Regions from separate parts of the Mus musculus genome. Here region 1 is linked to region 2. Evidence: chromatin loops called from intact Hi-C (ENCODE). Cell type or tissue: gastrocnemius. All regions are shown on one strand. Links, peaks and the distances in the headings refer to the core of each region. The heading gives the core; the rest is flanking DNA.

The links. Peaks named below come from ENCODE experiments on the same cell type or tissue, not always from the same donor. Only the 100,000 strongest peaks of a DNase experiment are listed, where the experiment ranks them.
Region 1: it touches region 2 in a loop (4-fold over the local background); 8 of 42 quality-filtered maps call a loop at or near these places.

What each region holds. Positions count from the first base shown.
Region 1 is chr4:144,947,240-144,953,494 of GRCm38, reverse strand. It overlaps Gm42344 (a long non-coding RNA gene), which reads left to right. Exons shown (of 3, transcript XR_881562.2): 1 at 1-5,975. It also overlaps a transcript of Vps13d not described here. Among named protein-coding and RNA genes, the nearest start is that of Gm42344, 6.5 kb to the left of the region's middle. In gastrocnemius, for the core only: a CTCF peak has its summit at 2,381; DNase peaks (open chromatin) are centred at 1,442, 2,394, 3,909 and 5,318; H3K4me3 peaks cover 571 bases; H3K27ac peaks cover 5,000 bases.
Region 2 is chr4:144,886,909-144,893,163 of GRCm38, reverse strand. It overlaps Dhrs3 (dehydrogenase/reductase (SDR family) member 3), which reads right to left and starts at 87. Exons shown (of 6, transcript NM_011303.7): 1 at 1-87. It also overlaps a transcript of Vps13d not described here. In gastrocnemius, for the core only: no CTCF peak of the experiment used is centred there; DNase peaks (open chromatin) are centred at 2,320, 2,657, 4,218, 5,351 and 2 more places; H3K4me3 peaks cover 1,818 bases; H3K27ac peaks cover 2,818 bases.

The DNA.
Region 1 (6,255 bases), core at 470-5,469, 60 kb before region 2:
AGCCCCTCTTCCAGAATAGTAGTGCCTGAGCTTTGGGTAGGAATTAGTACAGATGACATCTTTAGGTCTGACTACTCAACAGATAAATATTCTCAGCACAGTTGTGAATCTCTGCATTAACTGCTAACTGCAACAGAGAGGAGCTTTCCTGGCCAAAGTTGAAGGCAGTACTAATCTCTGAATGTGAGCATAACTGTTTCGTAGGTGGTTTAACAACATGTCCAAAACAACAACAACAACAACAACAACAACAACAGCAACAACAACAACACAGCAGTAGAGGGTTTCTCCCAGAGCTGGTGACCTCCTAGGCCATTGGCTTTTGACCAGGTTAATGGTATGAGACATGAATTTCTTCCTGTGGAATAGGCCTCAGATGAATCTAAAAGCCCATAACCTTGATGCCATTACTATAGCCCTGGGCACATCTATCCTGGCAGGTCAGTCTAGCAGCCTCACTAGCTAGCCAGCAGGAAGAAACTTTTTTTAAATTAATTTATTTACATCAAACATTGTACCTCCTCCTGATCCTCCCTCACAGAGACCCTCCCCACATGATGACTGTGGTACCTGTTCCCTAACAGGGTTCCCGTGTCTGGCCTCAGTGAGAGACGATGCGCCTACCCTGGCAGGGAGAAACTTTTAAAGTCAATTCCAGTTTGATTTCCCTATGACCTGCAAAGTATGTGGTGTCTTCAGCAATAGGGTTTTTTGCTGTCTAACTGTGGAGGACAACCAGGAGCTCTGACAACAGCTTCTGTTATGAGTGTTTCTCGGTCTCCTTGACCAATGACTCCTAAAGGGATATCCCACACCTAGTACTGATATTTTCATTTAAGAACTTATGTCTTCTTTGGGAATCATTGTTCCTCTATGTAGGAACTTTATGTTGCACCTCCAACTACTTTTAAATTATATTTTTAATTAGTTTACAAAGTATGGATTCCTATAGAGGGTTTTCATATATTTTTACTTTTGATTAACCTACCCTCACCTTCTTCTCCCCCATACACCCCTTGTCCCTGGTTAAACCATTAACTCTCAGTATTCCACCCTTCACCCCATAGCCCTGCCATCTTCATATTATATGTGTTCTATTATTCCCTTTTCCCTTAAGTCCTCTTTCCCTCTCAAGAGTCCTTTTTTGCTTCCTGGGCTTAGAGCTACTCCACATTTACACACAAATCTCAAATTTTGAACTAGGATCTACATCTGAGTGGGAATCTGTGACATTTGTCTTTCTGGACCCGGGGTGCCTCACCTTTGATCTGTTTTCCAAAGATTTCATTTTTCCTCATAGATAAATAAAAGCCCATTGTGTTTATTTTGGTTTCCCACTCATTGGCTCATGGATATCTACGTTGATTCCATTCCCTAGCTATTGCAAGCAGAGCGGTAATGAGCCTGATGAGTAAGTTTCTCCCTCGGAAGACTGGAGCGTTTGGGATACATGCCCAGGAGTATCACGCCTGGGTCATATGGAAGTTCTATTTTTAGCTTTTTGAGACACATCCAGATTGGTTTCCATAGTGGTTGCCCCAGCATTTGTTGTTATTTGTTTTCTTGATGATAGGCGTTCTGACTGGGGTGAGATGGAATCTCAGTGTGGTTTCAGTTTGATTTCTCTGATGGCCAACGATGTTGAACACTTTTAAAAATGATTTTTAACCAGCTATATTTTTGGTGTTGTTCAACTCCATGGCCCATTTTTATCATTTTGCTTTGCTTTGTTTTCTTGCTGTTTATTTTCTTACATTCTTGGTATGACTTAGAGACTGATGCTTGGCCAGATTTGTAGTCGGCAAGTATTTTCTCCCATTCTATAGGGTGCTTCTTCATTTGACTGACAACTCTTTTTGTATGTATGCTTAGGACTCATCTGATTTTCTTCACTTTTACACAGATCAGGGACCAAACCTAGGGAGTTGTGCCACTCACAATAGGCTGGTTCTTCTGATATCAATTAATGTAATTAAGACAACCCCCCCCACCACAGAATACTCACAGGCCAACCTGTTCTAGACAGTCCTATACTGAGACTCTCCTTAGGTAATTCTAGGTTGTATCCAGTTGAAAATGAGAACTATCCATCTTGACAAGCAAATGCTCTCACCTCTCCCAGTGCCCTCTGACCTTCTGTCACTGTCTCCCATTGGTGGAGGTTAACAGGAAGTCAGGGTCAGGTGCCCAACTGATACAAGGTGTGGAAGCCAGTCACATTTATCACATGAGACAGATCATGGAGATCAGCTAGGCCCATGGATAGAGCAGGTTTGCTCAGAAGGCAAATGGACCACGTCCCAAACCTCCTTGTCCCCCACCACAGACCATTCTCCATGGAGCAGCCTGAGGATACCATGTGCTTTCAATGGGAAGGCAGGACAAAGCAGAGCCACAAGGTGGCCAGAACCTGGACTTATGCCACTCTAACTAGAGGAAGGCTGCCAGCTAAGCAGGAGAAGAGAAGTTGCAAACCACATTTATGTTGCAAACCACATTTATGTTGGATTTACTACATATGTAGGTTTTTACATAGCAACCCGACTCTGCATACCCACAGAACAGGGCAGCACGGTTTCTTCTCTACAGCATTGTTGGGAGACTTAAATCAGGTAGAACTTGCTTCAAACGATGCTTTCAAGCATCACGAATTCCCAAGCAATGGCAGCAATTATTATTATTGCTTAGTATGTGAAAGGAATTCAAAATCATAACATCTTTTCTTTTCTTTTCATGTGTATGTGTGGCTTGCATGCACAGGTGTACACGTGTGGGTGTACATGGTGTGTGTGTGTGGAGGTGCATGTGTGTGCACCCACATGGAGAGGTTTAAGGTTAACATTGGGAATCTCCCTAGATTGCTTTAGGAGAACAGACAAACTGTGAGGAATATATACAGAAGGTCAGCGTCCCCACCTCCAGCCCCATCCCAGAGGCTTCTGACAGTGTGGTCTCTAGGGGTGGAGCTTATGCCAGACTTCCCACAAGAATTCACAGTGTGGCATTCGGACCCCAAGAAGGCCTTTAGGGACACTGCATCCAGGCCAGCACCTGAGTCTATCCTGTAAGACAGAATAGAGGTAATCCTGCTTTCAATAGGCTCAGCCTCTTCTGCTTTTGTGTACTGGCTTTTCTGGTTATCCCGGGGACAGGACTCAGGTCAGAGAGAGGCTTCTCGAGAATGTGGAGAGGAGAGGTAGGCCCAGCCTCTCCAGTACAGTAGTGAACCCAGCCTTCCCAGTGCCACTACAAAATCACCAGGTATGTGCCTGAGCCCAGTGGCCACTGCCCACCCCTGGGTGGCTCCCTACCCACAAGGCCATGGCTTCTCCATCAGCTATCAGAAGGAGCAGGAGGTGCTTTGAGATTCAGAAGAGGTAATCAGACGGCCTGTATTGCCAGTGTGGCTATCAAGTAGCAGCAGATACCTAGCCATAAGCCTATGACCAGGCCAGGGCAGGGTGTTCCCTGCTTTGAAGGATTGTCCCCCAAGCCCCACCCCCATGCAGAACAGACCATTCTCAACTTTGCAGTGTTGCAACCAGATGCAAGCTGCTGGCCTGGCTGGCCCAGTGGAATGTACTGCTGGCTCTCTCTCTCTCTCTCTCTCTCTCTCTCTCTCTCTCTCTCTCTCTCTCTCTCTCTCTCTCTCAGGGAGTCTGGATCCTGCCCCTTGGGGAGAGGCTGAGCTCACCAGCTTTCTCCATTCCTCTTCTTGATTGGCACTTTAATGAGGGCAGAAGGGGCTGACCCCCTGCCAAGGGGCCAGTTCATGCCCCGTTTATCTCACAGCCCGAGTCAGACTAAAACAACACTGCAGGCCTAGCCGCCAGGAGCCTGGGGGCCTGCCGCCCCCACCCTGGGTGATGGATTGAGTGACCACAGTGAGCTGGCAGCTGAAGTGTGTGGTGGCCGCACCTTCCTGTCAGTGTGCAACAAAGGAGCCTGGCCCCACCGGCTGGCTGGCCAAACCGCTCTCCTCCTTGGGGCAGCTCCAGGGGCTTGGCCTTCCTCCCTGCTTCCTGAATACCAGTGCCAAACTTCTAGAGACAGGTCTAGGGACTAGCCTGATATACTCTGGAACCATTCTGGGGTCCTGGGGGGGCAATGCCTGGAATGAGGCCTTCTGAGGTTTCAAGCCTGGCTGACCAGAAAGTACATTTTTTTGGGTTCCAAGTGTCAGGGTCCAAGATGGACTTTTCTCAGCGGATTCCCCATCTCATGCACATCTGACCAGCTCTGAGCCCACTCATGGGGGAGTCCAGCCAGGCCATCTGTTTGCTGTGCAGCTGTGAGTGAATTTATCAACCTTGCTGAACCTTTGAGTCTTTTTCCCTAAAAGGCTTATATTTGTCTCCCTCATTGGGTTTTTATGAGAATGAAGATTAGGCAAAGCCAGCACTTCTATAAGCCAGGTCTCAGGGGCTCAGTTTACCTGATTGTTAAGAACTACCTCTCAAGTATACACACACACACACACACACACACACACACACACACACACACACACACACACACACACACAAAGTGCTATGGCACAAATGTGGAGCTCAGAGAACAACTTACAGAGGTCACTTCTCTCTATCTACAACATGGGTTCCAGGGGATCAAACTTGGGTCGTCAGGGTTGGCAGTAGACACTGTCACTTCCTGAGCCATCTTGCTGGCTCCTTTGATTGACTTTCTGAGGAGGTACCAGGGACAAACCCAACATCTCAATCAGGAGTTGTCTCACTCTCTCCACCGGCATTCTATCCTATGGCTTCCGGATGAAGCTCACTTTATACATTAGCCTCAAGGCTAATTTAATTTACCCAGTGTAGTGCAGAGTAGAGACAACAATTCTAACAAGACGTGGCTCTGAAGACCACAAAGCTATTCCCAAGACCCTGGGTAACAGACTGGAATTTCCCACTGGGAAAAAGTGGACAACCCCAGAGGCCCCCACAGTCAAGGAGCTGGAGCAAGGTTTGTGACATTCTTCTGGGCCACCTGGGTGAGTCAAGATGCCAGCCTTTCTCATGGCTCTGCTGATGGCATCAAGTGAACTTGAACTCTAAGCTATTCCCCAGACCCCACAGAAAGCAGGAGCCACAGAGGGAAACACCCCACCCCACCCTGCCTTCAGCAAAGGGGCATTGCCGTTGTAAATCCTCTGCCTCAAGGCTCCCTGGGGCTTTGCACCAAGAATAGACAGTCTCAAAAGTCCCAGCTGTTTGGTTCCTTGGAACTTCATCTATAAACCCAGGCCTCCCTGGAGAGGGGAGGGAACCATTCTCCACTTGGAGGAGATATCACCTCTCTGTGAACTCCCAAAGGGCAGGAGGCCAAGTCCCAGCCAAGGTCAGAGGAAGTGACACGACCATAATAGGACTTCATGTGGACCTTCTGGTTCTTCTTGCAGGCCCTCCAAATCAGGGCTCTGTCCTTCAGCAATAATACCCTCCACACTGGACAAAAGGTGACATTCTTGAACAAGGCAAGGTAGATGGGGCCTTGGAAGGTGGGTTGAACCTCAAACTCTTAGCCAACAGACATAAATAGACTTTGGACCTTTAGTTAGGCCCATGAGGCCGAGTGCCCAGGCTCAAGTCTGTGGAGCGGCCTTAAAACTTTCCCAGAGTCGTTTCTTCCTGTCTGTCAGCCCCAACTCAGCCTCCAGCACCCTTTTGCAGTGGTATCGTCAGTAAAGCTTTCCCTCACTGATCCTGCTCTCAGAGGGACCCCTCACCCCACTAGACAGAATAAACTATGTTCTATTCTGGGTCAGGCTCTGCTGAACTCCACAAGCCAGTCCAAAAAGATGCCACATGTTAATGTCAGGCTGTAATAAGCCAGGCAGGCAGAGCTGTCTCTGCTTGCCTGGGGTCCAAACAGTCAGCCAGGCATGTATCTGACGCTTGCTATTGCTATGTCCTTACAGAATGTCACCCCTGCTGTATGAACACACTCCACCAGCCTGTGTCCAGGGACTGGTATGTTTTATTCACCACTATAGCCCCCAAACCTAATAGACTTTTGTTGGATATTTGATCAATGGATAGATGTGTGCACCTCTGTGTGTGTGTTTGTGTATGTGTGTGTGTGTGTGTGTGTGTGTGTGTGTGTGTGTGTGTGTGTGTGAGAGAGAGAGACAATGAGAGAGAGAGAGAGAGAGAGAGAGAGAGAGAGAGAGAGAGAGAGAGAGAGAGAGAGAGAGATTAACTAAACATACTCGGGCAACTCTGGGGGTAGGTGGGGAACAGACATCAAAGG
Region 2 (6,255 bases), core at 554-5,553:
GTTTCGGCTGGGAAATTCACAGGTAATGTTTACAGACCGACAGAAGAGTTTAGGCAAGGCCAGGGACGAAAAAAAAAAAAAAAAAAAGCACCAACCACAGCGCGCACACAGCTACAGTCCGCGGTTTCAAAGTGCAAGATTAACAAAACAAACAAACAAAAAAGCTGTTTCCCAATTGTAGCGCCCCCCTCCAACTTTCTCCAGAAAAAGAAAGGGGGGAAAAAACCACACACAAAAACACCACACACAAAACCTGGGGAGTGATTGCAGCTCCCAATTTCAGTCCGCGAAAGTCTCCCGACTCATTGCTATTCTTGGGCTCAGGAAATTGCTTAAACGCGATCTGATTGCCAGCACCGTGCAGGAGAAGTGGGGGGTCCGGGTGTCAGTTTCTTCTCGTGCACAGCTCGCCCTCGCGCGCGCCCGCTCTCTCCGGTTCCCTCCTCCCTCTCTTGCAGCCCGGGCTGGGAGTTGCCGCTCGGTGTGGCTCCCTCTCTTCCCCCCTCCCCTTTAGTATTTATTGCCTTCTTTTTTGTTCTTTCCAACTTGGTCGGGCCCGTACTGTGGAGCACTCGTGGATAGGACGCCCTAGTCTGCACCGCCCTATTACTTCGTCCGCGGGGCAGCTGCGGCGTGGACCGAAAGGGCGCCCCCTCCTTTTTTTTTTTTTTTTTTTTTTTAATACCCCATTAAGTCTGATTGACAGTTAAAGTTGTTGGGAGGCTTCACTATCGTGCCTCTGAGTGGCTGCGGCGACTTCCCCTCCCCCTGCGCCGTGGCGGGGCACGCGCCTAGGCGCGCACCCGGTCTCGCTGCGTCTCGCACTCCCCTGGGACTCGCTTCTCATTTCTGCAAGCTGGAACTTGCTGCCCTAGTCCCCGAGGGCTCGCAGCCGGAACTCGAACACGCTGCAACCAACTCTGGCAAGCCAGCTTGCTGTATCAGACCTGGCTCCCAGCCTGGGCCAGGTGACCACCCCTGAGCGGCCGGGCAAACCGAGGGGAAACTCGCGCATGCCTTGATGCTATTGGGTCGCCAAGGGTTCATTTCAGGTCACTTGGTCATTCTTCTGCCTCCAGGTAGGACCAGGAGGTTATGTTTCATCATTGCCTGATTCCCATTTTCCTTCAAAGAGTGTACATCCGAAGTTGTATTAACGTGAAGTCTCTCACGTTGAGGTAGAGGGACCCCTTGGGAGGCAGGATTTTGCTTTGGGAGAAAGGGGAGCAGGGCAAAGGACCTCTAACCCCAGGTGCCAATAAAATCCCCATAAGATTAGCTGGGAGCTTATTTATTGCTTATCTGGGCTAGAATTACCTTGACTGACAGCAATTTCCTTAATAACAGAAGCCTGTAAACAACACGTCTTCAAAGCTATGCCACTGTTCAGTTCATCCAGTGTCCCCTCTCTGGGTGCCCTTACCCCGCTGACCTTTTGGGCACCCACCTTGTAACCTCTTGCCCACCCCTTGTAAGAACGTCTCCCTGTTGGGAGGGCGGGACCCAGCTATTTAGACTTGCCTGTTGCGGGAAGTCTAGGAGGTGAGTCATGAGAAGCAGGCCCAGTTAAAAGTGCTGATGAGACTTGCCACCCGCCCCCTCTGCACATCCCTGGGCGGGAGAGGGAGAGACAGCCAGGGAGCCTGCCCTATAATCTGGGGCAGCCCTTTCCAGCCCTGGACGTGTTCAGGCTGGGAGTCCTGGGCCTCAGCCCCAAAGACTGATCCAGCAGGCCCTGGGTGCACAAGGAACTAACTGTGCTTTTAATATTCCCCGCCTGGGTGTGAACAAATCCCTTTGAGAAGTGCTGATTTGGGGAGGGGGTGGAGATCACTTCCTCTTTTGCCAACTACTGTAGTTCTGGGGAGAAGTTGTCATGAGAACTCTTAGGTTTGGATGAAGGGGCAAGGAAGCCGTTCTCCTGTGTGGAGCTCCTGCGATCTGGTCTGACATTCCACCCTCCAGCTGACCTCGCCTTGGGGACTTTGTCATCCTATTTCCCAGGTTACCCAGCCAGGAAGTACAGGAGGAAGAGATTCAGTCCAGACCTAATTTCTCTTCCCATCCCACCCCACTCTGGCAAGAAGGCAGGAGAGAGGTGGAGGACAGGCTTGGCCAAGAACTGCAGTGAAGAGTCCCTGCAGGCTCCATTCTTCTTTCTAAAGGACTCTCCAAAGGGCTGGCCGTTGCCTTCCTTAGATCCCACCCCACCATGGTGGCCATTTCGTCCATCTTCCAGGTCTATAAAACAACAGGAAAGAAATGGCAGTCAGGGAGGGTCGGACTCTTGGCGCCCAGCGGTTGCTAAGGCCTATGTACAAGACACCAAGTAGGGGAGACCCCCAAAAGGCTGCATAGCTTCTGCCCTCATCTATTATCCTTGGAGACGCCTAGTGGCCAACATGGGACACTGCACCTCTAAGCTACTAGCGTTTTCAACACTGGTGGGGCTAAAGAGCTATTCTTTTTGCTTAGGCCTTTCACTCCATGTAAGGCTAAGGACTTGTAAAGATCACAGCCTCTTCTCTACCTGTTTCATAGCAAAGGTTACTAACACACGGAGATCCAGCCATTCACAGAAAGACACGTATGTGTTCATCCTGTTCAGATCAGATGCTAGACCAGCTGAGTGACCAGGAGGACCCTTGTCCATGTCCCACAGGTGTATGTTTGGGACAGAGGTGGAAAGGTACTGTGAACCCCAGTGGATCTTCACACGTGTCTTATACACACTACAATTTCCCAAATGGTCTGGGGAGGTGGGTGTTATGTGCCCTCTCAACGCAATTAAGGAAACTGGGCCCAACAGATAAGTAAGCAATTCATTCAAGGCCACACAGGCTTCTCCCTGTTGAGTCTGAGCTGGAGTCAGAGGGGAGCAACAACAACAACAACAACAACTCAAAATAAAAGAATTGCCCCCCCCCAAACAAATTAACAAAACAAACGACCAAACAAAAACCGGCTAGGCAATTCCAAAAGCAACTGTCAGATGCAAGGTCTGGCCAGATGCAATGGCCCTGTTTCTACTTGGTCTACTGTCAGGATGTGGATTTTGTGGTCCTGGTATCTGTGAGCTTAAGGCTTCCCCCAGCATCAGCTTTCCAGAGATGAGCTGTCACTGTCTTTATCCATTTCCCTCCCTACACCTCAGTTCCCAGGAAGATAGGGGTGGGGGAGCACGGGGCTAAGGCTGCACAACTAAGTAGGCTGGTTTCAATAAGAAAGTTGTAGTGTGGAATATGTGTCCCCTTTCTCTCTTGGTACTGGTCCATTCTGCTTCCTTGATGCAGGAGATACTAAGTCTAACTCTAGAGAGGAGCTTGAAAATTTTCGTCCCAGCCTTGGGCGGAGGGCCCCACACTTTTTTTATTTTTTCATCCCCCTCCTGACAACGTGAAAGGAGTCTTTGTGGGCTTGGTGGGAGAAATGAGCAGAAGTAACTTTTCCATGACTCAGCCCTGCTGGGGCTGGGCACAGCTAGGGAGGTGCAAGAAACAACTCTCCTATAGGGCCAGTTGGAACCCTGTGGCGGAGCTGCCTTCCAACTTTCCTGGTTTGCGATTAAAGACAGTGAAAAGAGGTTGCTGGCCTTACAATTAGAAGTAGGCTGCCTAGGGACTTGGGAGATGTTTTGGTGGGTAAGAGCACTTGCGGTGTGCGCCGGCTTAGGTTTTTAATGTCAACTTGACACGAGCTGGAGTCGTCTGAGAGAAGGAGAATTTAATAGAGAAATCATCTCTGTAATATAAGGCTGTAGGCAAACCTACAAACCTGTAGGGCATTTTCTTCATTAGTGAGTGACGTGGGAAGGTACAGCTCATTGTGGGTGGTGCCATCCCTGGACTGGGGGTCTTGGATGCTATAAGAAAACAGGCTGAGCAAGCCATAGAGAGCAAGCCGATAAGTAGCATGATTCTGTGGCTCCTTCATCAGCTCCTGCCTCTAGGGTCCTGCCCTAACTTCCTTCCATGAGAGTCTATGATGTAGAAGTGTAAGAGAAATAAAGCCCGTTCTCCCCCAATTTGCTTTAGGTTATACGATTTTATCACAGCAGAAGAAACCCTGATTATAACACTGTGCAAGCGTGGGAACCTGAGTTTCGGTTCCCAGGATCAATGTAAAAAGAGAGATGTGGCCATGTGCTTCTGTAATCCCAGGGCCAGGGGTGGAAGTAGGCAGGGCCAGTTGGTGGATGGATCCTTGCTTGGCAGCTGGCCAGTCAGCCTAGCTGGAAAACAGCAAGCTCCAGGCTCAGTGATGGACCCCATCGCAAGGGAGTGAGGCAGAGAGGGACAGGAGAAATTCCAAGTCCTTTTCAGGCCACTGTGTGTGTATACACTGCCACACATACTCCCATTCACATGCCTGTGTGATCTTGCACACTCAGACACAGTAGACTACCTCATGAGTTAGCTCATTGTGGACCTGAGGCAGCTAGTGCCTTGCTGACCACTGAGCCCGTTCTGTTTTTCCACCCAGCACCAAGCAATGAAGGCTGAGAGTTTTTCTTTTACAAAGCTCTCTCCTGGCCACCATTGCAACTAGACTGTAAGATATAGAAAGGCAGGCCTCAAGCCTTGCTCAGTTCAGGGATGGCTCCATGCTACTGGGAGACAGCTGAAGCCCAAGCTCAGTGACCTGCAGTGATCCCTTCCCTTCAAAGAGACTGACGTCTGGGCAATTGAATCCCAGAAGCCAGTACTGGTGCCCACTGCTGATCTACTCTGCCCCTTCACCCATCTTCAGCTCCTTTGTTTTTTGCAATGTTGAGAATATAAGCCAGGGAAAGGACTCTATCACTGAGCCCCCAGCTTAGCCCAGCCCTTCAGCTCTGGAACAGAGTTTGAAAATGTCCAGTATACACAAAGACATTTACATACACAGACACACTAACATACACTTACATATACTTACATACACACAGATAGGCAGAAAGACAAACATAGATATAAACAGACAGACAGACAGACAGACAGACAGACAGACAGACACACACACACACACACACACACACACACACACACACATACCAGATTCACAGAGCTACCCTTAAACTCTGAAGAGTACAAGCCAGAGGAATTGAATGAACAGGGTCTGGGAAAAATAACTGTTCTGGTGGAGAACCCAAGTTTATGTTGAGCTGGGTGTGGTAGTATACACTGGTAACTCAGGGGACAGAGGTAGGAGGATCATGAGTTTGCGGTCTGCCCCAGCTCAAAAGTGAGTTCTAGACTGAAACGGTTGAAAATTACCTAAAGGACTGTGGTCTAGAGGGTCTTCCCAATTGGTGAATGTCTGGGGCACAGGAACTGTACAAGGCAATCAGCATAGGCAGCTTGCCAGGCCAAAGGAAACAGAGGGAGAGACAGACTTTAGATGGGTGGAGACCCCTGTGGGGAGGGCATGTGTGGCTCTTTCAAGACACAGGAAAAAAGTCTGCAAAGCCCCCAGACTATTTCAACACCCCCTATAAAACACCTCCTCTTCTAATATGGAACATCTGTTGACAGCGCCCTTTTCTCTTTAGCAGGTCTGGTTGCTAGGACTGGAGACATGAGAAGCAGGTAGACTGGCTCCTTTGATCCCACTCAGTACTCCTAATCTCCAGTGGTCAGAGCACACAGGTGGGTATTTTTCATGCAACCACACTCTCACCCCATCCTGTGCTCAGGCTGAGACTTGTGTTGCTCAGGTCTCAGGCTGGCAGTGGGGACAGGCTTCTGCCAACTCTTGGTGAACTGATACAGGGGCAGACAGGGTTCTCAATGCCAGGGTCAGGTGAGCATAGCCAGAGATGTGGCAGAAACAAGGAGGTGGTGGGAGGGTTGTTGTATCCAAGTCAGCTCACAGTTGCTTGTAACCAGCTAGAGGGGATCCTATGTCATTTTCTGTCCTCCTTGGCCAGGGATAGGTGTAGCTCAGTAATAAAGCATTTGTCTAACATGTGAGGCTCTGGTTTCCATCCCTACTTGTATTCCTGTACTCCAGAGGTTGGCAGAAGGATCATAAGTTCAAGACCAGCCTGAGCTACAAAGTGAAACCTTGTCTAAAAGGAGAACCAACTCCTGCAAGTTCTTCTTTGGCCTCCATGTGTGTGCACTCAGGCACACATGAAAATAAATATAAGAAATAAAAAATTAAAATGATAAAAGAACTCTTTTTTCTTTAAATTCCAATTAGCACAAATGTTTTAAAAGCATTTCTTGTACCCCAAATGCCATTCTAATTTCTCAAAGTTCATGTCTCACTTAC